3 separate regions of the Homo sapiens genome follow, and regions 1 and 2 are each linked to region 3. Evidence: read pairs that join two places in POLR2A ChIA-PET (ENCODE). Cell type or tissue: GM12878. All regions are shown on one strand. Each heading gives the region's core, and the rest is flanking DNA. Links, peaks and the distances in the headings are about the cores only.

Region 1 (10,734 bases), core at 2,143-7,142, 84 kb after region 3:
GATAATGAAGTCATGTTCCTCAATTCTGACATCTTGCTTCTCTTTCTTCTCCTTCCTGGGCTCCTCTCTCTGGAATCTGAAGGGCTTTTTTACTTTTCCTTTCCGTCAAGTAAAATTTTTTCTTACATCATATCCTCCTTCCCCTTTTTACTACAGTCTACAAATAAATCTCTGGAGTTCAAATCTACCAAGCTTCACTCTTCTCCCCCACCCCCCAAAAGCTCTATTGAAGGACAAGTACAAATAAAAATTAAATATATTTATGGTATACAACATGATGTTTTTATATATGTAAACATTGTGAAATTATTAAATCAAGCTAGTTAACATATCTACCACTTCACTACTTATCATTGTTTGTGGTGAGAACATTTAAGATCCATTCTCTTAGCAATTTTCAAGTATACAACATATGATTGTTAACTATAGTTAACAAGCTGTAAAATAGATCTCCAGAACTTATTCATCCTGTCTGACTGAAACTTTGTATCCTTTGACCAACATCTCTCCATATTCTCCCTTTCCCACCCCGCAGTCCCTGGCAACCACCATTCTACTCTCTGCTTCTGAGTTTGACCTTTTCAAGATTCCACATTTAAGTGAGATCATGAATTATTTGTCTTTCTGTGCTTGGCTTATTTCACTTAGCATAATGTCCTCCAGATCCATCCAATTGTAGCAAATAACAGGATTTCCTTCTTTTTTAAAGGCTGAATAGTATTACATTGTGTATATATACCACATTTTCTTTATTCATTCATCTGTTGATGGCCACTTCAGGTTGATTCCATATCTTGGCTATTGTGATAATGCTGCAATCAACATGGGAATGCATATATATTTCAACATACTGATTTCATTGCCTTTGGATATATACCCACAAGTGGAATTGCTGGAGCATATGGTATTTCTATTTTAAATTTTTGAGAAATCTCCACACTGTTTTCCATAATAGCTGTACTAATTTACATTCCTACTAATAGTGTACAAGAGTTCCCTTTTCTCTACTTTCTCACCAACACTTGTTGTCTTTTGACTTTTTGATACCAGCCATCTAAAAGATGTGAGGTGATATCAAACTGTGGTTTTGATTTGCATTTCTCTGATGATTAGTGACATTGAGCACCTTTTCATATTCCTATTGGCCATTTTTATGCCTTCCTTTGAGAAATATCTATTCAGGTCCTTTGCCATTTTTAAATAGGGTGGTTGTGTTTTTGCTATTGAGTTGTGGGAATTTCTTATCTAATTTTGGATATTAGTCCTTTATCAGATTTATGGCTTGCAAATATTTTCTGTTATTCCATAGGCTGCCTTTTCACTCTGTTGATTGTTTCCTCTGCTGTGCAGATGCTTTTTAGTTTTATATAGTTCAACTTGTCTACTTTTGCTTTTTTTGGCCGGTATTTTTGAAACCATCTCCAAGAAATTATTGCCAAGACCCATGTCAAAATTTTCTCCTATATTTCTTCTAGGATATTTACAGTTTCAGGTCTTATATTTTAGTCTTTAAGTCTAGATTAAAGAGACTGTACTTTCTCCATTGTGTAATCTTGACACCCATGTCAAAGATTAGTTGGACTATATGTGTGTGAGTTTTTTTCTGGGCTCTCTATTCTGTTCCATTGGTCTATATATCTATCTTTATGGTAGTACCATACTGTTTTAGTTACCGTACCTTTGTAATATATTTTGAATCAGGAAATGTGATGCCCACAGCTTTGTTCTTCTTTTTCTAAATCACTTTGGCTATTGTGGGTCTTTTGTGATTCCATATGAATTTTAGAATCATTTTTTCTATATCTGTAAAAAAATCTCACTGGGATATTGATGGGAATAGCACTGAATGTGCAGATTAGTTTAGGTAGTATGGATATTTTAACAATATTAACTCTTATTATCCTTGAACATGGAATGTCTTTTATTTATTTGCGTCTTTCTTTCATCAATGTTTTAAAGTTTTCAGTGGAGAAGTCTTTCACCTCCTTGATTAAGTTTATTCCTAAGTATTTTACTCTTTTTTGTGCTACTATAAATGGAATTTTTACATTTCTTTTTTAAATAGTTCACTGTTAGTGTACAGAAACACAATTGATTTTTGTACTTTGATTTTGTGTTCTCTACCTTTACTGAATTCATTTTTTAGCTCTAAAGGTCTTTTGTGGAGTCTTTACCGTTTTCTACATAAAAGATTATGTCATGTGATGATTTTACTTATGCCTTTCCAATTTAGATTTCTTTTATTTCTTTTTCTTACTTGATTGTTCTGGATAGGACTTCCAGAATTATGTTGAGTATAAGTGGCAAGAGTGGGCATCTTTCCCTTGTTCCTGATCTTAAAGGAAATTGTTTTCAGTTTTTCACTACTGAGTATGATGTTAGCTGTGGGCTTATGATACATGGTCTTTATTATGTTAGGGTATATTCCTTCTATATCCAGTTTGTTGAGTGTTTTTGTCATGAAAGGGTGTTGAAGTTTGTCAAATGCTTTTTCTGCTTCTACTGAGGTGATCATGTGATTTTTATCCTTATTCTATTAATGTGGTATATCACACTTGACTCTTAACAAGTAAAGGGAAGTTTAACTATGTAGAAGATTCTTGTATTTTTCAAAAGCTTGGCTTTCAAGATTATTGTGCCCACCATCTCTTTCCCTGTGGCAACCAACTTTAAAAAGGAACCCAGGTAAATAGGATTTGTCAGGGAATTTCTTGAAAGGAAGAATAAGAAAAACTAATTTAATATTTTTAAAATATCCTCCACTGAGTTTATGGACAGCAAACTGTTGTGTGCTAACCATACGCGAGGCACTATGTGCTTCTCAGGCTTTTTCTCATTTAATTCTCACAGTGCTCAATGAGTTCTTCACTTATGAGGACACCAAGTCTTAGAGAGGTTATAGATCTTGCTGAAAATCATATAACTAATCAGAAATGGAGCCAGGATTTGAGCCCACGTGTTCAACTTGACCTTGAAAGAGTCAAGACAACTTGTAAGAGTACTGACATGTGTCACAGTGTTGTAGAAAAGACAGAGGGGCATGGACAAGAAAATCCATGTCATGTTCAAGACTGTGTACCACAAATCTCATTATACCCTGTTTTCCCATGCTTTTCACTACAATTTTCATGCCCCATGAAACACAAATCAAAGTACTGCTCACTGGAAGAGTGTTCCACAAAGAAGAACCAGCTGAAAGTTTGGCAGGAGGAGATAGAAGGAGGAAGGCATGGAATGTTTACAAAATATCAATTTCTAGGAAAAAAACCTGCTTAGTGAGTTCATTAATTTTTCACCTACACCACTTTGAAGAGAATTTTAATGAGCCATTATTGGAAATTTGTAAGGGGCCTATATTTTGGGTGCTATATTTTTATTGGTTTCCTTTTTATAAAGAGGCAAGACCAAAGTACACAGTGTTCAGATGACTTGCTTAAAATGGGAGGCATCTGAGTCACAGAAGTAAAGTTAAATTCTCTAAGCTTCCGGTCCCATAATATCTTTCCTTAAATACACTTTTTCCTCCAGCTTCACTTTTTCAATATCACAGGATGATTCTGTAGGAAGAAGAAAATCCATCTGACCTGCCTACACTCTAGTGAAGCAACCTCCTTGAAACCCATTTCTTTTCATACTCCAGAGAAATTATGTTTGAAACAACAGAGGTGGTAGAACTTTGCAAAAAGTGAAAATCCATTGATCTTTTAAAGATCCAGAAAGCAATGTTTCTTAAAATACAGATCAATAGCATAAGACCATATTTTAATATTGTCATGTTTACCCACTCATACTATTTATACCTTAGTATGTGCTATTAGGAGTGAAGAAAAGCAAATAGTCAAACTTGTCTAAAGAGAAATGACAATAGATTCCGGAATAGCAGTAAAAACAATTAAGATTAGTAGCTGATACAAATGAAAACATCTTAGGTTACTTAAGAAGGGTTCTTTTATATAATCAAAGGTAGTAAGAAGAGATGGAATTAAGACTCCAAACAGAAACAAATTAGGGGAAGCATGAAAAAAATGGAGCAAGAATAGTTTTGAATACATAAAGAGGAGGAAGACATAGGAGTTCAACATGCCTGTTGAGAGAGAACTCAAGTAAATTTTCATAAAAGTGGGAGAAATGGCTTGAGAAATGAAATTACTTTTTTGTCTAGGTGTGTGATGCAGGATCAGTGGGGATGGATGCCAGATACAGGCATATTTCCCAAGGGAGGAAGAAATAGAAAACAAAGTGGGTTTCCTGCCGGAACAGGTGGTGTGTTGACATGTACACATCTGACAGCCGGGCTTTTGAAGCTTTCCAAGGGTCTGACCAGGCCAGTCTGAGTTGTCTGTAAGACTTCAGGGAAAAGCAACACAGGGGAGTCTCAGTGATGTGGTTTCAAATGTCTTTGGACACATGAGACATAGCAGTTGTGGGTAAGGAAAGTAATGGGGCATCCTGCTATTGAGCACAAGGCTGAAAGCTGGGTTAGACTCAGTCACAGCTCATGATTTGATATTCTCAGCCATCCATTATAAGAAAGGAGCCAAATGTCTGTTTAAATCTAGGTGCAGGCAGATATTAACTCACTAAACTCCCCTTGACCTTCTTAAATACTGGAAAAGCTTTATCAGGACTTTCTCTTTCTTCTTCTTTTCTTTTTGGGGGGCGGTAGTGGTAGTTAGTAAGTAGGAGGGTGGGCCTGAAATTAGGAATGAATACAGAAGGTGGGAGTGGAAGGCTAATGTGCAATGTTTCTGCAAAGTTTAGAATCTTGTTTTGTTTGAATAACAGGCTTTCCTATGCTCTGTGATTGGGACTCTGTAAGTGACATACTTAAGCAATCACAAAAATGACAGTTTGGGGCTAGATTTGGGATGAAACTATCAAACCAAATAGTGATGACTGGCGAATAATGTTTTTGACCCTGAATTATAGTTGAGGAGCAGTAGTCATGGTATAAGCATAGGCTAAGGATAAGATTGCTTGCTGTTTGAATCCCTATCCTGCTTCTTGATTGGGTGATACTGGATATCAAACTGTGTGATCTTGTGTAGTGGTCCCTTAATTTCCTCCATTATAAGGCATGGATAATAGTAGTACCTATCTGTGGCAGAAACATTGTTTGTGCCTACTCTCCTGGTTCTTTTCTTTCCTGGAACAATGGAAAATCATGTTTCCCATTCTTTCTCTGCATCTATGTGGGACCATGTGACTAGCTCTGCCCACTGGGATGTGGGCAGACATGGCTAGCTACATCAGTACTAATTTGACCCCTAAAACTTTCCACAAGATTTTCCATGCCTTTTCTCTCTTCTCATTGTCTGCTGGCCAGTTGTAGAAGATCCAGGAGAGGAAGATTTAGGACTCTGAAGCTGTTGCTGCCTCCCTGAAACATGGCGTGAACATTTGTCTTCCAATCATCAGATTTACTGTGATGTAAGCAAGAAATAAATCTTTTCTTGTGGGAAGGCATTAAGATTTGGGGGACATTTGTTATAGAAGTCAGCCTACTCTAATACTATTTCAAAGTATTAGTCACTCTTGACTAAAAACTATATATTGGGGTTGTAGTGAAGATTAAATGAGTTACTGTATATAAAGAGTACTATTATAGAACGGTATCTGGCATATAGTAAGCTCTTGATAAATGTTATCTTGCATATTATAAGTGTAGAATTGGTTGGTTGGGTCAATCCAAGAACCCCACTTGGTCCATTAACTTGAAGAAATGCTATTTGCATCTTCTTAGCAAATTTGAATATAGACTGGGCCACCCATCCCTCATAGTTACTACTGGGTTCTATGATGAGCTTCATTTAATCACTTTGGGTCAGATTAAGCATGGCACTATGTTCGAATGGTTGGAAATCTGTGAGGACTTCTAAGTATCAGACATTCTACTATTCATAGGTGCCTTTTCATAGGGGCCTAAGATTCAGATGGACAATAGGTCTTTTAGGTTCTGTTCAGTAATTTTACAGAAGTCATCACATAAACTGAATACTTATGCTGAAGGGCTCTGAGAAGGCTTAAAAATGCTATATGCAAAGGGCTTAGCACCAAACCTAGCCCAGTTTTAAACTCATGCTAGGAATGTAATAAATAGTAGTTATAACAATAATAATAAATACATAAACCACCACCACCACCATCATCATCACCATCATTTGAATACCTCTTTTCTTCTGAGAACTTCAAGACTGTATCTATATCATACTTTCTACCTCTGGCATGCCATTTTATATTCTGACACTGTTATGGCCTTGCTTATTACATAATACCATCTTTTTAAATATTTTATCTACCTCTTGCCTACTTTGACCAGAGGCCATTACTTGTTCTTATATTTGCTTGACCTAATGAGGCTAACTTGTCCTTGCCCTCTTTAAAACAACCTTTATGTATTTGCAAACTCCACACTGGTGTGTTATTGGATATCATGCATTAGATATGCAATATTACCCATTGAGATCTCAGTGATAATTAGTCAGGGGAAGGTGATTTTTTTTGAAAGAAATGTTAGTTTCAACTCTGAAATTCCCTTTTCTTTAGTAGGTGCAGGTCGATAGGTAAAGGCCTTAATGTTTCTTTAATGTATAGATGAGCAAATCTAACTACTTTTAGGTTTGGCAAACTTTATCTGGCTATTTTCAAGAATTATATGGCTGGCAACTCCTCAGATGTATTCTGCCAAATGCTTTCTCTCCTTAACCTGTGTGTGTGTGTATATTTCAAAGGGAATTTAAGCCACAAATTTATTTATTAATTTTATTACAATTAGATTTATTATTTATTATTACTTAGCTGATTTATTAATACTTAGCTGATCAAATATGTGGTATTTGTCTTAGTCAACACTTACAGGTTCCAAATTCTGTTTCTCTGACCCAGGAAACCCTGAGAGGTTGGCAGCAGCCACCCCCTAAAGAACAAACCAAACTGGTTGTCTGAGCCTGGGAAGAAGCTAGCCCACATCTTTCCTTTAGATAGGGTTTTAAATGATATTTTGTCCCTTGGAATTCTCAGAGGTGAGGAAAAAGATATGTTTCCAAATGTCTGTTAGTTGATATCAACCTAAAATGGAAGCAGCCCCAGGTATTCTAAATGGAAGAGGTTTGGGAGCAGCAATGTAATTGAAGAGTGTCGATGTGTCTTGTCCTGGAGCCCAGTTTACATAACTCTTTACATAAGATGGAGAAAACATCTACTGTCCATATCGAGGAATGAGTAGAGGTAATGGAGTGGGGAACTGGGAAGGAGTGGACTATGGCAGTCATGGAGAATCTTGGCTGCCACTACTTCACTGCTTTTGACCTAACAATATCACACTTTGGATCTAATATCTTGAGGACTGAAGTCTCCAGAATCAACAGGAACCACTCAAATACTGGGTAGGCAAAGAGTGACAATTAAAGACAAACCTTTGCTAAAAGGTGTAAATCAAAAACAAAATTCTAAGCCCCCCAGCCAACTGAATAGACCCCTTCTGTCAGCCAAGGGCATTCTAAAGTAAACCCGAAACACGAATTTGGGCCATGATGGGAATGGGTGGTAGGACATGCCTCATTACAGCTTTCTCCCCTTGGAATTCAGACACATCTGACCAGCATTAACATTAAAACAGAGACCTTAGAACTAACAGAATAGACTCTGTAAGACTGATTAAAAAAAAAACATTTGTAATCTATTCTCTCTGAAACAGCCACCTGGAGGCTTCATCTGCATAATAAGAACTTTGGTCTCCACAACCCCTTATCTTAACCCAGACACTCCATTATATTGATTCCAGGTCTTTAGATAAATTATTTTAACCAATTGCCAATCAGAAAACCTTTGAATCCACCTGTGACCCAGAAGTCCCCCACCCCACCCTTTGAGTTGTCCCACCTTTCCAGATCAAACTAATGCATTTCTTACATGTATTGATTGATGTCTTATGTCTCCCTAAAGTGTGTAAAACCAAGCTGTAGTCCAACCACCTTGGGCACATGTTGTCAGGACCTCCTGAGGCTGTCCTTGGGCTTGTCCTTAACCTTGGGAAAATAAACTTCTAAATTGATTGAGACTTGTCTCAGATGCTTTTTGGTTTACGAGAGATATTGACTTCATGCCATACTCATGGACTAGTTAAATGCCCAGGTTTTTTTTGTGATTCATTTTTTCTTTTTTGGTAATTTTTATAATATTGGATTTCTTCTGAAAGATGACAGAGCACTTTGTGTGTGTGTATATAGGACATCCACTCTGCAAATATTCCAGGGGCAGGCTTGTCTCCTAGAAAGGTAGGTTGGAAAATTCAGTAGATTTATTTTGACTATTTGCTAGAGAATGGCATGATCTTACCTGAAAAAGATAGGAAGCAGTCTTGGGACTGTTGTCAAAACTAACAATGGTGCAGTTATTTGTGAGTTTAAAAGCCAGTTTTCAACTAGTGTTTTAAAAGATGCACCTCCCTCTCTACCTCCAGAAGATACCCATGGAGAGCAAAGTAAATGTATAAAAGAAAAATGTTTGAGACCTGCTTATGGGGCTGAGGGCAGCTTCTAGGTCTGAGGGTGGCCTTTGGCTGAGAGTTGGCAAGTAACTGGAGCCTTCAGTCCTACAACTGCAAGGAGATGAAGTTCGCCAACAAATTGAGTGATCTCAGAAGCAGATTCTTCCCTAGTTAAGCCTTGAGACACTGACTGCAACCTTGTGAGACCCTGAGCTGGGGACTCAGCTAAGTGGTACAGGGATTTGTGACTCACAGAAGCTGTGAGGTAATAAGTGTGTATTATTTTAAGCTGCTACACTAGTGGGAGTTTGTTATGCAGCAATAGAAAACTAATACACCATGTAGCTATCAAAATTGTTTCTGCTACTTATGAGTTTCATATTGATGTATGAAAAGAAAGCTGAGTTATAGTCAACTGATATTATTAAACAGTACAATAAGCCATAATTTTACTAGTGCCAAGTTACTACCAGCATAAAATGAGAAACATTAAATTGGGGCTTGCCTTTCCCCTCTTTCAGCATAGTTAGAAAAAACATCTGTCCCTCAGGCATTTGGATGCTGCATCAAGGGACATGTTTTGTTAGAACAAATAGAACCCAATACACTGCACCTTTCCCTACCCTAGAAGTCACTATCAGAATTGTCTTAAGGCCCCCATCCAACTGTATGAAATAATTAGGGCAGCCTATATGCCTTTGCATTTGCACCGACAATTGACTATGATTTGCAATTGGGTACATGCAGTTTTCAAAATCTCATGCTCATAATGAAATACACACTTCTTACTGTGACTTACAAGGCCTACAGAATCCAACACACCCTTTTGTCTCTGGACCCCTCACTGGCCTCCTTGTCAAGTATGTTTGCCCTACCTGACACACAGACTGAGATCTTATGCCTACTTCCAGGGCTTCTGCCTGGAATGTTCTGCAGAATTCTCATGGCTGACTCCTCTGATTTCAGTCTCACACATTCCCTCCCTCAGCAAGGCCTTCTCCAACTTCCCTGAAGTCCCCTTTCCTCCCGGTCACTCTCTTCCACATTAACTTATGTTTCCTTCCAGACCCTTATAGTATCTGAAATGACTTGGTTGTACATTTATTTATGTGAGAAATCAATGTCCCTCTCACTAGAATATAAGCAACATGACAGCAAGGACTGTCTGGCATCTGTGGCAAACTAAACAAGATTACCACTTAGGAGATGCTCAATAAGTATGATGTAAATAAAATGTGATTAGAACAACAAGACTGCCATAAGACTTGACTTATTTTTCTTCTTTGCCCCTTGCACACCCTCTCACAGGTTCAAAATCCACAGCAGTTTTGCCACTAACTCAGCCAGCATTTTTTTGTATATCTGCACTCCCAGCACCATGGAGGGTAGTTTAAGGAAGACAGAAGTTGTAGAAGACATAGTTCTTCCCTTAAAGACTACATAAATTAACTGGGTCGGAAGATGCCGCTGCATAAATTGATCAAAATCTAACTACAAGGCATTTACTACACCAGTATCTGGGCCAAACTAAATATGAAATTGCTTAGGGAATGAAGGCAGGGAGTGATTAGAAAATTTCGTATAGGAGCTGATTCTTGAAACAGGTGCGTCAATGGGAGATGTGTCATGAGTATTCAAAGCAAGGTAAAATAAGATAAGAAAAAGCTATGAAACTCTTAGAGTTTATGTATCCATCTCCCAGAGCAAAGTATTTCTAATCCAAAGTTTGTGCTTTAGAATCACTTAATTGAAAGACCAACTCTGGCCTCTATTTAACTTTTGTTAACTTTTGTTAACTTTTACTTTTGTGTTCAGTCTCAAATCAGAATCTCTAAGGGGTGGGCTTGGAACTGGCATATTTTCCAAGATCCCCAGTGAGTCTGATGTGCATCCAGGTTGAGATCCTCTGCACATAGCCTGAAATGGCATCACAGGGTTAAACAAAGGAGAAATGCCTCATAACAATAAGGTGACACACGGTGAAACACAGTGGTTAAGGCTCTAGCCTAGGTTTAAATCTAGACTCTGCAAGTTACCTGCTAGGTGACCTTGGGCAAGTGATTCAATCTCTCTGAGTGATATGGTTTGGCTCTGTGTCTCCACCCAGATCTGATCTTGTAGCTCCCATAATTCCTATGTGCTATGAGACAGACCCAGTGGGAGATGATTGAATCATGGGGGTAGGTCTTTCCTGTGCTGTTCTCATAATAGTGAATGGGTCTTATGAGATCTGATGGTTTTAAAAA
Region 2 (10,734 bases), core at 3,595-8,594, 300 kb after region 3:
TCTAAATCATGCCATTGTTGAAATTCTTATTTTATAGAGTCAATTCTAACTTAAATTTATCCCATGCTTACTAATTTATTTGTTCATCATTCCCACTTGTACCTCACTCCAAATTTCTGGATTTAACACGTTAATGCAAAATTCTGTATTCAGCCAAATTATCATTTAAGAGTGAAGGTAAAATAAACAAAATTGTATCTTGGCATTTTAAAAATATTCTTTTTGTTATTGAAATGTTTGTTGTCAGTGCTTATAAGTAATATACTGTTCCTTTTTTATTGTTTCTGAGATTTCCTCTCTGTCTTTTGAGTTCTGAAATTTCCTTTCAGAAAGTCTATTGTATTTTTTTTTATTTAATCTACTTGGGATTTGTTGTACTTTCTGAATATGAGGACATAGGTCTACCCTAATTCTGGAAAATTTTTAATCATTTTCTCTTCAAGTATTACCTTTCACCTACTCTCTTTACTCTTTCCTTCATGATTCTTTCCTTTATGATTAACATAAATAAGCCTTTCAATTCTATCCTACAATGATTTTTACCCATCTTACATATTCTCCATTTTTTATCTCTCAATGATAGTTTCTGGATAATTCTTTTAGATCTACTTTTCAGTTTACTACCTCTCATCTCAATTTCATCCAATTACATTCTACTTTAGAAGTTCTATGATGTTTTAGTTATTTTCAAATTTGTCTTCTTTTTTTTTTATAATTGCTTGGTGTTTTTTCTCATATTTTAAATTCCCAGTTATATATCTTTAATCATTTAAAACATTATTGTAATAGCTTCTACACAATGGCTCTAATATCTTAAATTATTGACAACTATCTAATTCTAAATTGCTTTTTAATATCTGGTAAAGATAGATTTCTTATGTATTTTGCAATGGAATATCATGAGCTCATGTTCAGCAGCTATTTATCTGTGAGAATCCTATGAGACCCAAATTAAGGGTTTATCCCACCATATCAGTTTTATGTTTGTTTCTTCCAAGCACCTTGGAAATAGCTCTTTTTATAAAGATATCTCATCTTGAGAGCTTCCCAATAATGTAGGCACAATAAAATCAAATGTCAAACAGACACAGGTCCATAGCAGATCTTTTTTCTTGTCTTTCCAGCAGTATCTCGCTAATACATAGAAAATAAGTGGATCATAGGAATCTTTTTCCATTTTTACTCATAGTGGATAAATTATCCTCTTTCTTACCCCTTTCCCCATCCTCAGGTGCAGTCAAAATAAGTCCCTAAATAGCAGGTTGGGTGGGGTTTTTTTTTCCCTCTAGTAATCCTCAGAATGTTTTCCACCAAAGGGAACCGTATTAGTGTATTTTCACACTGCTGTAAATAAATACCTGAAACTCGATAATTTATAAAGGAAAGAGGTTTAATTGACTCACACACAGTTCAGCATGGCTGGGGAGGCTTCAGGAAACTTACAATCATGGTGGAAGGCAAAGGGGAAGCAAGAACCTTCTTCACATGGCGGCAGGAGAGAGAATTGCAAGCAGGGAAAATGTTAGTGCTTATAAAACCATCAGACCTCGTGAGAACTCACTATCATGAGAACAGCATGGGGGAAACTGTCCCCATGATCCACTCACCTCCCACAAGATCCTGCCCTTAACATATGGGGATTATGGGGATTGCAATTTGAGATGAGATTTGAATGGGGACACAGGAACTAACTGGCCAAGGCAGAGTTTCCAGAAAGAGCAGACACACAGCCTACTTTAAAAGCAAAATGTTTTATCAGCTTCAAGGTTGACATCTACTAGCATATTAAAGAGGAAAGTCAACAGAGAAAGAAAAAAGAGAGGAGGAAAATAGAGGGAATCAGAGAATCAATGTTTCTTGGCCACTGATAATACATCACTCCTGAAAACCACTTTTGTGGCAGATTTTCCCTCAGTGTTAAGATGCTGCACAGCCAGGACTAGGATCTAACCAATGTCTCCCTGAATCTCCTTCTCAGAAGGGAAGTCCATGAGCCAGAAAAGAGGGCCCATGGTAAACATCAAGAAAACAGCCTCAAGTAAAGGACTGCTTAAGGCAGGTAAAAGTCCTGTTTCTAAGTAGACCAGGGAGCTTGCTCTTTTTGTAAATCCTGCTTTTGCTCATTAGTTCCTTCTGGACATACTGCCCCATTTCAGTTTTTCATTTCCTATCCTCTCTAACCACACCTTCTCCATCCCCCAAGTTTCCTATTGTAATTGTGCTGATTCTCTAGGCTAGAAGGCTAAGATGACAATAAAGAGGGAGCAAATATTGCAGGAAAGGCTCCCAATCTCCCAATGTCAAAATATCTGCAGCATTCCCCCTGGAAAAGGCCTTCTTTCCTTGAAGGCCAGATATATCTGTGACATACGACTGCAAGATAATGTGATTGCAGGATTCAGGCCTTATGGTGCTCCAGGACATTTTTAAAAATCATGCAGTCATCAAAAAGCTCCACTCCCAGCTGTGTGGAAAGTGACTCTGCAGCTCTCACTTAATTTTGGTTGCATTACCTCATTCTATACATCATTCATAACAAGCAAGGAACCACAGGGCTCCCTTTGCTGAATCTTCATGTCCTTGACCCAGCTCTAACTAATTTGTCCATTTACTTCATAAATGTGGTAAATCCTGTAGCTAAAAGAAGTTGTGCAGAAGTTTAATGCAGTGGGTTCTCGCCTAGTTGTCACAACAAGCAAAAGAAGCCAAGACAAATAGGAATCCTGACCTACTACCATTTTCTCGTCCTTCCCATGTGATTCACATTGCCATCACTCTGGCAGCTAGGATGGAAAGGTTGAGAAGAGAGGAGATTTTTTAAAATTGTCTTTGGATGGGCTATTTATGTCTTCCAACCTGGTACTTTTCCTTGAACTCAAACAGAGCACCAAGACAGACTGCAGCGTGACTCCTCTACCCCACATAAATGAATACATTTACACTTCATCAGCTGTATTGGGAAGGAACTAGGAGTCTCCATGTGCTTCATGGGCCCATATAGGTTTCTTGCATGTCAAGGCAGAAGCTTAGGAGCACATGGCCTCAGGCCTGAAAGTGAGGCAGTACCCAGTCATTCCCCAGGAGAATCGTTCTGTAAGGATTTTGTCTGGTTTGTTAACACAGCTCTTCTACCAATCTTCATCATCAGGACTTTATAACTCTCTTACAATTAGATAATATGGAAGCAAAGGATTCATTCTGGACCTGCTATAAAAGTAGCAGTATTTGGGGCTGGAGTCTGCAGATATCTTGAACCGAACCAAGAACTCCAGTCTGTCTCAGGATTCAGACACAATTAGATAAAGGAAACTTCTCAGCCAAAGCCTAGACCCATTACAACCTTCTGTACCCTTTACCCCTACAATAAAACACTGTTAGAACTGAGGGGCTAAAAGACGCTGAATCATCAGAGCAAGATTAGATCATGATCACGTACTGTGCCGAGACGAAAAGCTAATGTAGACATTTTAGAAAGGGTTTCAACATCAAGAGTCAAAGCAAAAGGGGTTTTATATTTAACTAGGAATTAAGCAAAAATTCTATTTCCCCAGAATCCCAATAACAAACGTTTTATTTCTGAAGTGTTTGGGCACACTGTACAGTCTTTGCTTGAGAGCTGCCACAGTAGGATAAATAGCAATACACAAAGGCACCAAGATTGACTGGAATTGCTCCAAATTATGCAACAATCTTTGAAAACCAAAAGAAGAGACTAGCAAAAAGATACATATTACTCTGTTTTAAATGGACTATTTTTACATTTGTTTAAGGAAAAGGGAGCCAGAAGAGAAGTTCACTCAACTAGATTATCTCTTGAGTCCTCTTCTCATAGAGGCCAGCTAATCTGGTAAATCAGACTTGCTTTCTGCCTACCCATGGGTCCTGCTGAGCTCTTTAATTCTTATATTATGGAGATTTGAAAACCAATCGTTAAAGAATGTATCAAAGAAAGTCTCAAAGTCAGCTTAAGGTTAATTTCCCTCAAGAAATTCTTGGCTTTTCTTCTTTTGGTGCCTCCCCGTCCCCACTTCTTAATTGCCTCTGTCTTCCTCCAGCCTAACCCCAGCTTGATCTTAGCACGGCTTGCCCCAGGACTGGCAGAACAGACAGGATAGCTCTTTAAGAATATAGAGTTGACTATTAATAGCAGTGACACAGGCCATTGAGAGCCAAGGCAGCCAAGCAAGGAAATCTGTCAGCCTGGATTAGCTTTCCAGCACCTGGGAGGTAGGACTAATTTATAAGTAAAAATAGACAGCAAAAATGTCTGGCCCTTCATAGGCCCCTGATGTCTGAGAAGGCTTGCATGGATCCAAGTCCAAGGGCTTTTTCCAGCTGTCCTCCAAACCTAGCAGCAAACTTTTTTAAAAAACTGGAATTAATAAAAAGAAGGCTTGTTTCAGTCTGAATCAAAATCTATGTCTATATGAACAATGTACCTTTTTCCATGGATTTCTAACCATTTAACCAGATCCCAAATAACCTATAAGAGGAGTCATGTATGCCATAGTATCCTGCAGGATTCACTTATCAAAGTTATTAACGAGTTATTTAGTAGAGTATGGTCGTGCCTTCTTTCTCTCTGGGCCTCCATGCATCCCCCCATGGGAGGGCTATACTTCCTGTACATGAGGTCTAAGCCTCTACTTCCCTAAGCTCTGGTAGAGTTCCTTTGCTCATCACAGAATGGACTGCAAGAATCACATCAAAATCTTTTGAAAGAAGTTTATATTTTAGAGGAGTATTTGAGGTTAATTTACTAAGTCTCTGTTTTTTATAAACCAAAATTCGGGCTGCATGCAGACACTTGCTGCCAAGTTTAGAGGTTAGGTGACCACATATAATTTATTTTGATCAAGTAATGAATTTATAAAATGAAATTATAAAATATTCACATAGGCCCTATTCTTAGGGCCCTATAGATTAGGTCACTTTGTGCTATGACAGTCTCTGTCCCAGAGAAATTTACAGTGCCATTTTACTGAAAATCTTTTTTCAAATATCTCAAGTAATTGGGTACACACACACACACACACACACACACCAGATACCCCTGAGAAGTGGCAGTCCTGTTGTGTAAGCTAACACAATTGGCCAGAGCATTTTCTTATGCTATCCAGTCTTTCAGTTCCCATCTCTTACCTTCTAATTATACTACCTCCTATTATAAATAAGTCTTTTTTTGTAGGGTGTCAGGAACTAGTAGACTCTTGCCAGCCCCATTAGCCATCCATATTTAGATCCTTTAATCTTTCCTCTAATCTGACTCCCTGAGTCCCCCTCCCCTTCGACTACCCCCTCTCCTTGTCCTTCTCCAAATTCCTTAAGATTCTATGCCCCTAACTCAAGCTTTACAAAATCAGAGTGATATTCCAGATGCTTGCTCACTGAGAAACTGAGAGACCAGCTGTCACCTCTGCTTTCTGTTACTCTGTGACTCAGGGTATGGTCCCAAAATAGGTCTGGCCTTTCATGCTGCCTTCTCTCATTGCAGTCTGGCTTCACCTTACCTGTCCACCATCACCCCAGTTCCCCTTTAGCATTCCTGCTTTCCAGGTTTCTCTTCCCCATGAAGTGAACATGTTTCAGTTTATTTCCATTCAAACATGAATATGCCACTGGTCAGCACTCTCAGAAAGAATGTGTCTTACTTTCACCCTGGTTTGGAATTAGCCCAAAAGTCTCCATGAACATTTCTACCAAAGGAGCTCTTATTTATAAGGCCTTCCAATCTGGAAAGAGAAAGCAAGAAAAAAAAATTATGATTTTAGACTCCATTAGTACTTCTAACAATTTTCTGGAGAAAGTAAAATAGCATTCCAGGAGGATCTGCCTCAGAAAAAAATTTGATGGGCTTATGAAGAGTGACTGTGTACCACCCTGGAGCTAAGGAGAGGAAGCTTTTCCCTACTAAAGTAAATTTCCCTGGGCTTACATGGAACGGCACAGTCATGGGCTTCATGGTGCTTTGTTGCTTGGGAACCCTGCTTTCTTCCCTCCTCCTCCCCCAGAATCTGTCCTACTCTCCCTTCTGGGAGCTCAGCTACGGCAGGTGGCAGGAAGGGTGTCCATGGGGACTGAGGAGCCCCACCCTCCTCCAGGAAAGTGCAGGGGCCCACGCTGTGCCCTGGGGAAGTCCAAGAGGCCCTCATCTCAGGAACTCCCAAGCCCACAGCACTAATCCCCACAGCTTCAAGAGGAGAGAACATTCCTATTTTAAGAGCTCCTGGGTAACGTTGTGCTCACTGAGGTCTGAGTCACTGCTCTTCTTTAAAGTTTTTGAAAGAAATCTATTTCTCAGCCATTAGCTTTGCATGTTTTTTTTTTCTGCCTCAAAGATCAATTGGTTTACCACAAAATGTAAAGAGAGTTAGTGAAGCAATGGTAACCAAGGAAGCTATGGTGTCTAGAAGTGCAATAACAGACAAGGGCAGAGCTAAGAGTTAAATAAGATCTAAAAATAAGTCACTAACTATACCCCACTTCCTGTAACATACAATACACAGGTACCTAGGAGAGAAAACCACTCACAGTTCAAAAGAACACATAAAGAACACTGCAATTAAACACAGCCCACCCTGACCCAAGTATCACCATCTCCTTAATTAACAATCTTGTAAGCAATGAGGATATTTCATTGTAAGCTTATTTGTCGTTATGATGCTTGAGAATATAGAACCACCATATCAGCCATTACAGTAATTACAAAAGAAGGTCACATCACAACCACGGCATTTGTTACCCGTTGTATAAACCACTGCAAGGTGAATGTGAGTTTTTCCACAGAGTTTGCCTGCAAGAAAAACCATGTATTTCTTCCTTATCAGCAAGCTACTGTCTAAACAATTTAATGTTTTCACATTACCATCAATAATAAAACAGCTAATGTTTATTGTACCTTTATACAATAATCCATTATTACCTCATTTAATCATTACAACAACCACATGAAGCATCCCCTTTTTACAAACAGGAAAACAGAGGTAAAAAGAGATAGAGTAACTTGACCAAACCAATCCCCGTTAATAAGTGTTGAAGTTTAATTTCAGATTTTCCTAGCTAGTCACCTCAAGAAATTAATCACATTTGATACGGTTGTTTACAATTCAAAATTTGAATGCCATCAGTTCCAACTTTATTTTAATGGCCAACTTTATCTTTCCCCCAGCTAGTTAAGCTGATTTTTCACATATGTAAATGACTTCTATTAAAATTCAGTTTGTACTCTTTTCTCAGACTTCTATATTTAATATCACATTTTGGGTGTGGCTCAGCAAAAAATGAAAGTAACTGGTTCAGAAAATAAACACCCAGTTTCCTCTTCATTCTTTTTCCTTTGAGAAAAAGAGTAGCCGGATCTAAATAGAATGACCCTGGCCCCAAGTTAGAAGTTTCCAATTCCTTGGGACTCCCTTGGTGTCTGCATTAGTTTGCTAGGACTGCCATTAATAAAGTACCACCTACTTGGCGGCTTAAACAACAAAAATTTACTTTCTCACTTCTGGAGGCTTAGAAGTTCGGCAGTGTAGCTTATTTCTGAGGCCTCCTTCCTTGGCTTGTAGATGGTTTTCTTCTCCCTGTGTCTTCACATGGTCTTCCGTCTATATGTGTCTGTCTTAATTTCCTTTTATTTTGAGGACAACAGTCACATTGAATTAGAGCCCACCCACGTGACCTTATTTAATCTTACTTCCCTCTTTAAAGACCCCATCTCCAAATACAGTCACATTCTGGGATACTGGAGGTTAAAACTTCAGCATATAAATTTGGGGAAGCAACAATTTATCCTATAGCACTATCCTAACAATTTTCTTTTACAAGGTTGTCTATGTAGCACAATATAAATGTCTTTGACCCTGACAACCAGGAGGTTAAATCACTGCTTTTTCTAAATGCTTTTGTATTACCTCCCTGTGATGATACACACAAGTTTTTCTATGATCAAACCAAGTTTTTATTCAAATACTGTTATCAGCAATACCGACCATATTATAGTTTTCACCTTAAAAGATACCGTTAATTTCATTTGTAAAGAAAATGCATTAAAGATGTATTTACCAATTATGAATTACCAATTGCCAATTAATAAAAATAAATTCTAGATTTGAAAAAATTTGAGGTCATTAACATCTTAAATTGCTATTATTATACACATGGCACTTAAAACTGTATCACCTCTCGTCAAGATAGTGCCCAGAATAACTTACCCTGGGCCTCAGCATATGTCTCAATTCCTGGTCATCCCACATGAAGATTCAGAATGACCTGATAAGAGGTGATTCAGATGTGTATGTTACATCAGTGTAGAAGCTACCACTTATGGGTACCTCCTGCTTTCACATGCTGTGCTACATGTGTTATGTACATTAAATCATTTATCTTCAAAATCTCTGTGGGAGAAATATTATTGTGTCTGCTTTACCAGTGAGTAAACAACATTAGAGAGATTAAGGAAATTGGCCAAGGTCACACAGTTGGTCAAGACAGGTCTTAGATGTGAGCCTAGTCCCATCTGACTGCAGAATTTTTTTTTTTTTAACCACCACATGTTTCTTCTTTGACTTCTTAAGAGATATAGCGGTGGAGTCTATGTGGCTCAGTGACTCAGTGATGCAGAACTTTTCCTAGGCCATAAAAATATCTAATCTAGTTTCACCAACTGTTAGTTTGGATAAATAAACTGACAACAGTATCTTTGTTTCTATGTTTTAGCTGAAAAACAAATCATGAGGTATTCACCATCAGAAATAAAATCTACATCTGTCTTTGGGAGATGATGAATAAGGTTACGTAAAACAATGGATGCATCTATTTTTCTAGAAAAGGTTAATTATATTGAGCAAAGCCAATTAGTAATCACAAGCTGCTATGTGGCATCTCTGGGACTGTGGTATTGCATTCCTACAAAACACTTATTTCATTGTTCAATTTTATCTGTTTTGTGTCCCGGCTTCCTAGTCAAAATGTGTTGAAGGCAGGCAGGAGCCTTTCTTCTTTCTATTATCTTGCGATGCTGAGCACTGTGCCTTGCACAGAGCAAGTGCTCATTAACCTTTCATTATCCGTTTTGAAGTCTCTACCAAGTGACCATCAAGAGAAGCACCTGAAGGCTTGGTGATAAGCCTCAGTCACACGACAAGGTGTGTAAGAAATCCCTAAAACCACTCCCCAAACCTTTTATTCATAAACGCAAAATGTCTGAGGGATGGCTGATGGTGCCGGGGAGGAGTGCTTTTGTAGTAATTGTGCAATTCTATTTATTTAGATAAAGTAGGACATGTCCGAAATCTTAACAGGTCTTAACTGGGGACCCTGAAGGCAGTTTCAAATAAAGCAGGATTCTGTATGGGGTGCTCATTAATGCACCTGAGCGATCCCAATTGAGGAGTGAGTCGGGCCAACCTACCAGCAGAACTCAGAGTGCCTTCCTCCTTCCTCCTGTTGGTCATGTGTCTTCTTTCTTAGCAGGACCTCTTCATCTTGACCAAAAAGTAGCTTATTGAAGTTATACAAACAGGCAAAAAAGCAGAGTAGTTATTTCTAGAGCTTTACTCTAAGAACTACATAACTAGCCACATTATACTTCTTTACCTAGCAGTAAAAATTAACAATAACTCAAAGAAACATATAAGTACACTGAATACTTAACACTGAGCCGCAAGGGCCCTTGGCAACTGTCATGGAAACCCTGATGCCAGAGATAAAGAGGGCTGTCTCAAAGGAAAGCATTGTCCTCAAAAGACGAACTAACTGTGAGAACATGATTGGATGGATACCAGTAGATCTCGTCCGCAGGAAAAAAGGCATTCTCAGGAAGCCTGCCGCAATGAACAGAACCTTTCTTTAGTCTGGCATTTCCTTTCGGTTCAGGACACCTGTCTTCAAGTCTGCCTTAGGCCCTTATATTTGTCCCAGAGTGACTCTGGGCACCTCTTCTAGAGCTTTCTATACCTCAAAGAACTAAGAAAACTATAAAATTATTCAGCCTATGACAGCAGGCTTTGAGAATGGCTAACTGATAGAGATGAGCTTATGGATTTACTGATCCTTTAAGGAGGCAGGGATATTTTCATATCCCTGGAATTTGAGGCAATATGAAGCCAACTAAGCTCCAGGGATTGAGGTGGCTCCCCTTAAGATTTTCAGTAGCTTGGGATCTCTCAAGACTGGTATGAAGCTCCTACTCCTCTGCCTAGGGAGGCTTTAGCTGCATCACAGCCTCAGGTAGGTTAGAAATGGATTGGCATCTAGCAGCTGGGGTGGAGTTGGAGGGCAGTTAGCTACTATACCCCACCAAATAGATCTCTCGCTAAAACTCTAAATCTGAGTTACCCTTCCTCAGAAGACACAGATGTGCATAAGACACTGATTTAGATTAGGGAAGGAGGCCATGAGTTTGGATAAGCAAAACAAGCACAAATAGGAAGAAAATGAAATCAGAGGTGCAAAGTATGATAGAAGAAAAAACCTGGACTACCCAAGCCACCACCAGTAATGCTTGTGAATACATTATCTTGGTGTGGACTCATTATACAGCCTAGTACCAAGCATTCCTCCTGAACGATTCTAATAATTGGAAGAGGACAGTAGGGCCCCAGAAGTGAGTCATATCAAAGCCATCACTACACAGCTAACCCACCCCTTTCATCAAGCAGAAATGATTCCATATTAGCCACAGCTTCCATGATCTCATTAGCAAAGATATTAAAAATCTGCTTTTCCTCTAGGAGGAAA
Region 3 (10,734 bases), core at 3,899-8,898:
TCATTTTCTGCCACGATTGTAGGCTTCCTGAGGCCTCACCAGAAGTAGACGCCAGTGCCACGCTTGTACAGCCTGTAGAACTGTGAGCTAATGAAAGCTCTTTTCTTTATAAATTACATTTATAGCAGCACAAAACAGACTGACACATGTGTATATTATATATATTATGTATATTATATACACACACATATATATACACATGTATGTGTATCGATACTTTAGGAGACACCCCAATGGTTACACCATCGGCAAATCATCAGTGACCACATCAAACACCTCTCCCCAACAATAACCTTAAATGGGACTGACCTTTCTTTGACCAGGTACTTTTTTTTTGCTAATTAGAGGGAATATCTCAAATATGTTCTATGAAACAGTACTTCTTAACATGCACACTAAATTGCTATGCCTTTAGAGTCTATCAGTCTGTAACAGAAACCCATATATTCTGCCATTCAGAGAAACATTTCTTGTTTATCCAAGTTCACACCCCCACAATCCTACCCAATATCCAGGTAATAAAAAGAGTTTTTTAAAAGCTTGAATTTGCAGGAAAAATTAATTATGGACCAAGGAATTATCATGAACTGAATACTAAATATAAATTGAGAGTTTCCACACATGGATTTAAAAGGAAAAATCTCAGATGGTTTATAAAACATTTCAGACTTCAGCGTCTCTTCCACATTCAGTGTTTGGTCAGTATTATTTGTTAGACAGTGTCAGCTCTGGTTAGCATATCTGTTAGATGGTATGTATTAGGCTTTCCTGCATTGCTACAAAGAAATACCTGAGGCTGGGTAATTTATAAAGAAAATATATTTAATTGGCTCACAATTCTGCAGGCTTTATGGGAAGCATGGTGCCAACATCAGCTTCTGGTAAGGCCTCAGGATGCCTATAATCATGGCAGAAGGTGACGGAGAGCCAGCATGTCACATGGTGAGAGCAGGAGCAAGAGAGAGAGAGGGGGAGGTGCCAGGCTGTTTAAAACAACCAGATCTCACATGAACTCACAGTGAGAACTCATTCATTATTGTGAGGACAGCATTGAGCCATTGATGAGGGATCTGCCCCCATGACCCAAACACCTCCCATGAGGCCCACCTCCAACATTGAAATCACGTCTCTACCTGAGATTTGGAGAGGAAAAAACATCCAAACTGTATTAGTCCATTCTCACACTACTATAAAGATATGTCTGAGACTGGATAATTTACAAAGGAAAGAGGTTTAATTGAATCACAGTTCCACATAGCCGGGAAGGCCTCAGGAAACTTACAATCAAGGCAGAAGGTGAAGGGGAAGCAAGGACCTTCTTCACATGGTGACAGGGGAGAGAGAGAGCCTGAGGGGAAAATGGCCAAACTCTTTTAAAACATCAGATCTTGTGAGAACTCACTCCCCATCACAAGAACAGCATGGGGGAAACTGCCCCCATGATCCAACCACCTCCCACCAGGTCCCTGCCTGGACACATGGGGGTTACAATTTGAGATGAGATTTGGGTGGGGACACAACGCCAAACCATGTCACAAACCATATCAGATACATAGGTGATCGTCAGCTGTTTACTAATATTAATTTATTCATAAGACATCTCTACCTTAATTACATTTCACAAAATAATCATTTTAGAAAACTTGCTTTTTTCTTTACATCTTATAAAGTAATTTTATTCAAACCTTTTAAATCCACTTTTGATATCCCTGACTTTGTCATTATGTAAACCAATTTGAATCATCTCACACTGTTTCTGGAGGGTGTCGTGTTCAATTCTGTCCAACTTGTTTGAGATAAATGTATGACGCTGAAACTAGAAATGTTATTGCAAGCCATAGATACCTGTTTCTGTTAACATTAGGGGAGTATCTTCACACATTTATTCTATGGGTGTGTCTACTACTTACTATTTGACTTTTCAAAGTGATCTTTAAAATATTTTCAGTGGCCTAGAACAGTTATTGCTGTGAAGTCATATTCCAAGAATAACGACCAAAACTTCTTCAACTTGGCCAGGCACGGTGGCTCACACCTGTAATGCCAGCACTTTGGGAAGCTGAGGCAGGTGGATCATGAGGTCAGGAGTTCGAGACCAGCCTGATGAACATGGTGAAACCCCGTCTGTACTAAAAATACAAAAAAATTAGCCGGGCATGGTGGCAGACATCTGTAATCCCAGCTACTCAGGAGGCTGAGGCAGGAGAATCACTTGAACCCAGGAGGCAGAGGTTGCAGTGAGCCGAGATTGTGCCACCGCACTCCAGCCTGGGTGACCGAGTGAGACTCCGTCTCAATAAATAAATAAATAAATAACTTCTTAAACTTTCTTTACTTCTTTTTGACTGATCACATCAGATGACCTCTCTAAGCATTCCCAAACAAGCAAATATTGAATTTGTTTCAGGTTTATATCTTACACAAACAATAGTAAAGTCATCTATCATATGCAGACTCAACTATAAGGCCACTCTCCTTTTTGAGGGCTAATTTTAGGGGGAAATATGTGCTTCATATATTTAGGAACATACATTCCAGAGCAACTTAAGATTCTAGCTGGCGTACAGGAAATGTACATTCACATTGTTCCTGAAGCTAAAACACGTTCTTCACAGGACATGTGGCAGATTGTATTTTCCAAAGATGACTGCACCAATATATTACATTCCACCTGCTCTTCTTAAGATGTGATGTTGACACTCCCCCATTGAGAAGTGGGGGGCTTATATTCCCTTCCTTTGAATCTAAGCAGGCCTGTGACTATGAAGAAAATGGCACTATATAATTTTTAAGGCTAAGTTATAAAGATGAGTTCCAGCCTGGGACACTTGCCCTTGGAACCCAGCCATCATGTCGTGAGCACACCAGGCAACCACACGGAGAGTCCACATGTAGGTGTTCTGATTGACAAGCCCCACTAAAGTCCCTCCAACAACCAGCATCAACCTCCAGACATGTGATGTATGAGCCTGCAGATGATTCCAGCCCCCAGTTTTTAAGCCGCCCAGTTGATACCGAGTGGAGCAGAAATGAGCTGTCCCCACCAAGCCCTGCCCAAATTGCATATTCGTGAGCAAAATAAATGTTGTTTTAAGCCTCTAAATTTTGAGGTGATTTGTCATGCAGCCATAGATAACCAGACACCACAGGTTTTTTGCAACTTGCATATGCAAAAGTTATTTTTACAGACTTAAATGAAAGACCTTTTAGTTATTTCTGATAATGTTCATCTTAGTAGTTTTAGGATGAAAACTGTTGAGATTATGGGAAGTTTTTATAGTCATCTAATATATTACTTCTCTAGTTTGTATTTTTTGTAGATGTTACATATTTAGAAAGCATGTTAGGCATTCATACTATGTGGGCAGAAGCCTAAATTGGGGCACTCTTTCTGGAAGGCAATTCATGCTCCCCCCAAAAAGTACAAAAAACATTAAAAATGTATATGTCTTATGTCCAATAAATTCTGCTTCAGGAATTTATCTTGAGAAAATGCAATGGATATGTGCAAAGAATAGCTCTAAGGATATTTGGATTATTTTTTTAAATATTGGAAATAATCTAAATATTAACATAGAATTAGACAACAAATTATGGAATATTAGTTAGCCACAAAAGATGTAGAAGATGAAGATTTACTAACGTGGAAACAGGGTGAAAATAGAGTGGTCCCTCCATATCCACAGGGGATTAGTTCTAGGACCCACCAGGAATACCAAAATCCTTGCATGTTCAAGTCTCTAATATAAAATAGTGCAGTATTTGCATATAATTTGTACACATCCACCCCTATTCTTTCAACCATCTGTAGATTGCTTATAATACCTAACATAATGTAAACTCTATGTAAATAGTTGTTACCCAGTATTGTTTAGGGAATGACAAGAAAAAAAGTCTATACATGTTCAATATAGACACAACAATTGTAGGCCTAGCTACATTTTCAATCCTTTTGTTGCTTAAATCTGTGGATGTGGAACCCATGTGCACAAAAAGCTGACTGTGTATTATTAAGTGAAAAAACTAAAACTGCTTATAGAAAAATATAAATTATAATTCCATATTCACAATACTAAGTATGTATAAACATATTAATATACACAAAGATCTAGAAGGATATACATTAAGGTTCTTAAAAGGGGTTAAAGTTGGGAGGATTATGGAGCTTGTTATTTTCTTCCTTCTTTATCCCTACCTCCCCACCTTCATTTTTTTATTTTTGGCTTTTCACTACCTTCCACTCAATTTTTTTTTTTTAGACACTCAGGCTGGAGTGCAGTGATACAATCACAGCTCACTGCAGTCTTGACCACCAGGCTCAAGTGATCCTCCCACCTCAGCTTCCTGAGTAGCTAGGACCACAGGCAGGTGCCACCACACCCAGCTAATTTATTTTTTATTTTACTTTTTTGTAGAGGCATGATCTTACTATGTTGCCCAGGCTGGTCTTAAACTCCTGGGCTAAAGTGATCTCCCTGCCTTGGCCTCCCAAAGTGCTAGGATTACAGGTGTGAGCCACTGCACCTGGCTTCATTTTTAATAAAGTTACTTTGCTTTTTATAATTAAAAGAACATTAAAATAACTTTAAAACATTTTTATAGCAATGTGTTAGTCAAGGCTTTCCAGAAAAAATAGAACCAAATGATATGTATTTATATATTCTTAGAGAAAAAGAGAGAGAGTATAATGAATTGGCTTGTGTGGGTATAGAAGCTGACAAGTGTCAAGATCTGCTGGGTGAGTCAGCAAGTTAAAGTCTCAGGAGAGCGAATGATATCATTCCAATCCAAAGGCCAGAAGGCTTATGACCCAGGAAGGGCTGATGCTTCAGTTCAAGACTGAAGGCAGGAAAAAGGTGATGTCCCAATTTGAAGGCAGTCAGGAAGAAGAATTCTCTCTTACTCAGGGGAAGGTCAGACTTTTTGTTCTATTTAGACCTCCAACTGATTGGATATAGCCTACTCATATTAAGGAAGGCAATCTGCTTTAGTTAGTCTATGGACTTAAACATTAACCTCATTCAAAAACACCCACCCTGAAATACCCAGAAAAATGTTTGATCAAATATCTGGGCACTCTGTGGCCCAGTTAAGTTGACACATAAAATTAGCCATCACAAACAAGAAAACAAAAAGCTATGTAAACCCCATTGAAAAAATCAAGAGAAATCAAGAGAAAAAAAAGAGATTCTTTTTGGATCAAATCTTTTTTGAACCTCTGACATCACTTGTTAAGTCAAGCTATTTTCATTTTTGTTTTAGAACATCATTTTATTGTATATGCAATACGGTCTGTATATACTGGGGATGAGCAAAAGAATATGTACATTGTTTCCATCCCCCTCATTTTGATTGTATTCATAATTTGTATTTTGGGAGCTTTCCCTAAAAGTTCCCAAAACAGTGCCTGACTGGTCTGCATTGTGAAGAGTGCACACCTTCTTCTTGTGTACTCCCATGGCCCTGGTGCTGACCTCTGTCACAGCATTTAACCTCATCATACTGATTCACATGTTTGGGCTCATCTGATTGTGAACAACCCCAGCCAGAGAATGGGACTCAGCACAGAAGCTGTGCTCAATTAACATGTCGAATGGGAATAAAACGTTTTTATCCAAATAATTGATGAAACTATTCAAGCAGGCAGCACTGAGTATTGAGCCCTGTCTTGCATCACAAAACACTTCTCTCCTATTTTACAACTATTCTTACAATCAACTGCCTTTGAGCAAGATTTTTCAGTTAGATAATGGACAATATTTCAAAGTTTTAAAATGCAAAATGCAGACTATTATAATCATCAAGCTATCAACTGGCACCACTATCTAGCCCAGTGTTTTCCAAACTGCAGGGTTGCAACTGATTAATAGGTTGTGAAATCAGTTGAGTGGGTTGTTAGTAGCCTTAAAAAATGTACAGAAAATATAAAAGGGCTGCTCATGTGTTAATTACAAGTATTGTTTCAGGAAACTTTCATTGCAGAGGTATACAGGTGTGTGTGTGTGTGTGTGTGTGTGTGTATTCTGAGTCATAATGTAAAATGTACTCATATACTTTTTACTGTGGTTGGAATCTAAAACGTTTGAATGCCATTGATCTGGCCCATATTTTTCACAGCAGACAGATGTCTTTCTAAAATTAAGATAAAGCCAGGGCCAGCTTCATGGGTGTGATACCTGTTCCATCGATCAGTGCAGTTGCACAAGGCTCTGCACTTGCAAGGGCCCACACTTGGTTTAATGCTCTTCTGTCACCACTGTAGGATTCTTAATAATTCTATCTGAGTATTTATGTGAGCAGAGAAGATCTACCAGACAGCAGTGAGCACTCACAATTGCGATCCAGCAGCAGCTGTGCCAAGCACAGCAAGCTGCATGCTCCAGCAATTGGCCTGTTTGTCCAGCACATGAGTAGCCTCCAGGCAGTCCAGGGCACCGAGGGGTCAAAGGGGTTGGCTGGGGCTCGACTTAGGCCCAGATTCATGTCATCAACAGCAGCAGCAAAAGTATCTGCACAACGGGTCACAGCCCCGGGAGAAAGGAGAAGCTTCACCTGGGGACAGGATGGGGACCCGTGACGGGAGGCTAGCTTGTCTGTCTGACCACGCCTTGCCTACACAAATATTAACTCTTCCACTTCTTAATGCTGAAACAGGAACTGCCAGTGTGAAAGCAGTAAACTCTGAGAGTAAGTTTTTACAAAACAAAAGTGAACACAGGAACATAAAGCACATCAGGGAGTTACAGGAATTCTTCAAAGCATTTAGAATCTTTGGTTTTAAAAACTGCCACCACAACATTACAAAGCAAATCTCTATAGAGATTTAGCAAAGAAATAGAACAGAAATATTATAGTGTTAAATGAGAAAAACAAACAAGCAAACAAACCAACCAGCCACTATTTTCACATGACACTTTAGATGAACCAATTATTAATGAAGAAAGCAATTTTAATACTAAAAATTTCCTTGTAATTGAAGATATGGCAACAGAATGCATAAGTATGTGTTTTCATTCATATACAAATCATGAAGTAACTTGTGGTTTCTTATACGACCTCCACAGGTTTACAGGAAATGTCAGAGGAAACGTTTAAAGGCCATTGTATAAATTTACATACATAATTAAATTTAAACTTACACAGAACTAATATATATGAAGAGTTAAATCATTTTAGAAAAAATATTCTAGAAAATCAGTTCCAGATGTGTTAAACAATTTATATTTTGAAATTATCAGAAAGTGATGCTTATGTTATCATAGCCTATAAAGAACTCTTAACTCCAGTTAGTTGTATCCAGATTCTTCTTAAAATTAAAAATTATCAAAAATTCTTTTTAATCTTGAATTTGTCAAGATGACATCATTTTCAATATACTTTAAAATGAAGTTACTGAAAGTATAAATTTGATAATGTATTAGTCCATTTTCACACGGATATGAAGAACTTCCCAAGACTGGATAATTTATAAAGGAAAGAGGTTAATTGACTCACAGTTCTGAAGGGCTGGGGAGGCCTCAGGAAACTTACAATAATGGTGGAAGGGGAAGCAAATACATCCTTCTTCACATGACGGCAGGAAAGTGAAGTGCCGAGTAAAGTGGGGAAAAGCCCCTTATAAAACCAACAGATCTCATGAGAACTCACTCACTCTCACAAGAACAGCACTGGGGGTCCACCCCCATGATCTAATTATCTCCCACAAGGCCCCTCCCCCAACACGTGGGGCTTACAATTTAGATTAAAATTCAAGATGAGATTTGGGTGGGGGCACAGAGCCAGCCCATATTAGATGACTTAATAAATTTGCAAGAAAGTGAGCCAAAAACATCTTGTAAGCAGTCAAAATATTAATTTATTAAATTACCTTCTAATTCTGATTAATTTGTTGTATTTATTGATTATATAAAATTAAGGCACCAAAAATACTTTTTTCAATTTGTAAGTTTGTGTTGTTACTCATGTATCAGTTACTCCTATGTTTTGCAAGTAAAATATTTTATAGGAAAAAGCTTTATACTTTAGAACTTTGGCAGGATTCTCCTCCCCGCCCCCTTCAATAAGCTGGTCTTTTTTTTTTTTTTTTTTTTTTTTGAGATAGGGTTTTACTCTGTCACCCAGGCTGGAGTGCAGTGGTACAATAATGGCTCCCTGCAGCCTGGAACTCCTGGGCTGAAGTGATTCTCTGACTGCAGCCTCCTGAGTAGCTGGGATTATAGTCATGAGCCACTGTGCTCGGCTATAATGACACTTCCTGTTTTTTGAATATGAGTCCTACATTTGCATTTTGCATTAAGCCCTGCAAATTGTATAGCTGGCCCTGAATACAAAATTGCATTTAAGTCAACAAATTATACTGAGTTGCTAATTTTACCCAGAAATATGCGAATTGATCAAGAAGAAACAGGATAAACAACTTTCAAGGGCCTCATGTTCTAGGATTCTAAGTAATTTTAATATGTGGCAGGATCTAAGGATCATATAAGAAATGAAGGTTATGGGAGTGTTTAGATAGCTTAAATTAATTGTTTTATTTATGACCTCCTAGGATTATTAAGTACCTTTGTGGGATAACTCTAATATTTATCATCTAAATTCTGACTTCATCAGGAGTTTTAGGCCTGGGTCCCAGTTTCCATTCACCTGCATTCCCAGTCAATTTGCAATTGTGTGGTTGGTTGTGTCAGAAAGGACAATGCCCTTATTGAGCCCTTCTCCATTACCAATAGAATGAAGACAAATTGTAGAATAAGTTCAGATCTGGCCTATTCTATGCTTCAATAATAGGTGTATGATATGCTATTTGATACCCTTCCATTTAATGTCATCAGAAGTTTGGAAGTGTCCTCAGGTCCAGTTCATGCATCACTCTAGGTCTATTCACTTTCCTTGATTTTGGCCTTGAGTGGAGCAAAAGCTTGTGCTCATGGAGCCCAGTCATTGCTGCCTCAGCCTTGACTGCAGGCTGCTTCATTGACTGCTCCCCCAGGCCTGCAAATGACTCAAGGACACACCCCAACAGCACCATACTTCAGTCCACGCTTCAAGCCTCTTGCCTCATGTTCTAGGAATTTTCTGTTGCTTCTGAGACATGAGATGCCTTGGACCCACTTGGCATCCATGTAACCGCAACCTAAAAAGTACAGGCAAGTTAAATATCCTTTGGAACAACGTTTACCAGTGGGGCCAGGAATTAGCAGAGAAATTCTCCCTACCTTCTGTCGAATGAGGTATTCAGAGATGAAGTATCTTTGTACAGTTTTTCTGAAAACATTCTGAGACCAAGCAGTTTTCTGGGAGCTATGGGCAGCTCAGTAGGGGTTTTACTTCTAAGTGAAATGAATAAAATTGATGACTTAATACATTTGCAAGAAAGTAAGCCAAAAACATCTTGTAAGCCATCAAAATATTCTATTGATATTAAAAATTATATTAATAGAACTTCTATTCCACTAATACATGCTTTTGGCTCAGGCTTGGCTTTTTAGGGAATGTGGGCTGAGATATTAATATGCTACAGTGGTATTTCTGACATGAACACTTCAGAAGCAGCATGGAAACTGACTGAAAGCAAAGACTCAAGCCAGATTGCTTGCGTTTGAATCCCAGCTCTTCCATTCAGCCCCTGTGTGACATGGAGTCCGTCACTCATTCTCCTTTTCTCCGTTTCAATTACCTCACATAAATACATTATACCTTCTTCAATTTGTGTCACAGGCTTGTCTAAGCATTCTCATGTATTTACTCTCACTTTTGAGAATTAAGTATATAATTCTGAGAGACGTGACAGAGAAGATGAAAAGGTAATTAAAATTAAACAATGAAAAGATGTTGAATTCCCAAGTGGTTGGAAATTCCAGCACTAAGTCGTTAATAGTGATTTCATCTACTTCCTGCCTACCTGAGCCACATTCAGCTCCTTGTTCTCCATCCTCATTCTAACCCCCTTTTGCAATCTGCTCATGTCTCTTCTACCTTGAGCACTCTTTCCTCCAATATACTTGCCTCCTTTCTCCCTAGCCCTACACATTGCCAAACTCCTTTTTATTGCACAGATCTCTGTTTATATATCACTTGGGAACTCTCCTAATCTCCAGAATCAGGAGGCAGTCCCCTTGCACATATTCCCATTGTAACCAACATATTTCTTACTTCTCTATCAGAAAAGCCAGCTCACTGTATTTTTTGTTTATTATTGAATCTCAACATAATTTTTAGTTCTTGGCCCACAGTAGGTGTTCAATAAAAACTGATAAGTTATAGCTTTATTTATTTTTTTAAAATAGATTTTCAGAGCAGTTTTGGTTCACTGAAAATTGAGTGAAAGGAACAGATATTTACCATATACTCCATATCTCCACACATATATGGCTTCTCCCACTGCCAACATCTGTGCCTATATTTGTTAAAACTGATGAACCCACATTGGCATGTCATTATCCCCCAAAGTTCACAGTTTACATCAAGATTCACTCTTGGTATTGTATATTCTATGGGTTTAGACAAACATATAATGATATGTATCCACCATTATAGTATCAAAGTAGATACAGAATAGCTTCATTGCCAAAAAATTCTCTGTGCTCTGCCTATTCATCCTTCCCCCAACCCCTGGCAACCACTGATCTTTATACTGTCTCCATAATTTTGCCTTTTCCAGAATGTCATGGTGCTGGAATTATATAGCATGCAGGATTTTCAGATTGGCTTATTTCACTCAGTAATATGCATTTA

The links. Peaks named below come from ENCODE experiments on the same cell type or tissue, not always from the same donor. Only the 100,000 strongest peaks of a DNase experiment are listed, where the experiment ranks them.
Region 1: POLR2A ChIA-PET joins it to region 3 with 5 read pairs; 2 of 35 experiments call an interaction of 5 or more read pairs at or near these places.
Region 2: POLR2A ChIA-PET joins it to region 3 with 7 read pairs; 1 of 35 experiments calls an interaction of 5 or more read pairs at or near these places.

Annotation. Positions count from the first base shown.
Region 1 is chr5:68,486,256-68,496,989 of GRCh38, forward strand. All of the region lies in intron 3 of LOC105379013 (a long non-coding RNA gene), which reads right to left. It overlaps LOC105379012 (a long non-coding RNA gene), which reads left to right. Exons shown (of 4, transcript XR_948411.3): 2 at 5,327-5,430. Among named protein-coding and RNA genes, the nearest start is that of PIK3R1, 280 kb to the left of the region's middle. In GM12878, for the core only: no CTCF peak of the experiment used is centred there; no DNase peak of the experiment used is centred there.
Region 2 is chr5:68,705,295-68,716,028 of GRCh38, forward strand. All of the region lies in intron 2 of LOC105379013 (a long non-coding RNA gene), which reads right to left. Among named protein-coding and RNA genes, the nearest start is that of LINC02198, 320 kb to the right of the region's middle. RefSeq lists an enhancer at 6,510-6,559. In GM12878, for the core only: no CTCF peak of the experiment used is centred there; DNase peaks (open chromatin) are centred at 5,550, 5,993 and 6,357; H3K4me3 peaks cover 920 bases; H3K27ac peaks cover 1,070 bases.
Region 3 is chr5:68,400,442-68,411,175 of GRCh38, forward strand. No RefSeq gene overlaps it. Among named protein-coding and RNA genes, the nearest start is that of PIK3R1, 190 kb to the left of the region's middle. RefSeq lists enhancers at 6,302-6,351, 8,841-9,135. In GM12878, for the core only: no CTCF peak of the experiment used is centred there; DNase peaks (open chromatin) are centred at 6,040 and 6,600; H3K27ac peaks cover 403 bases.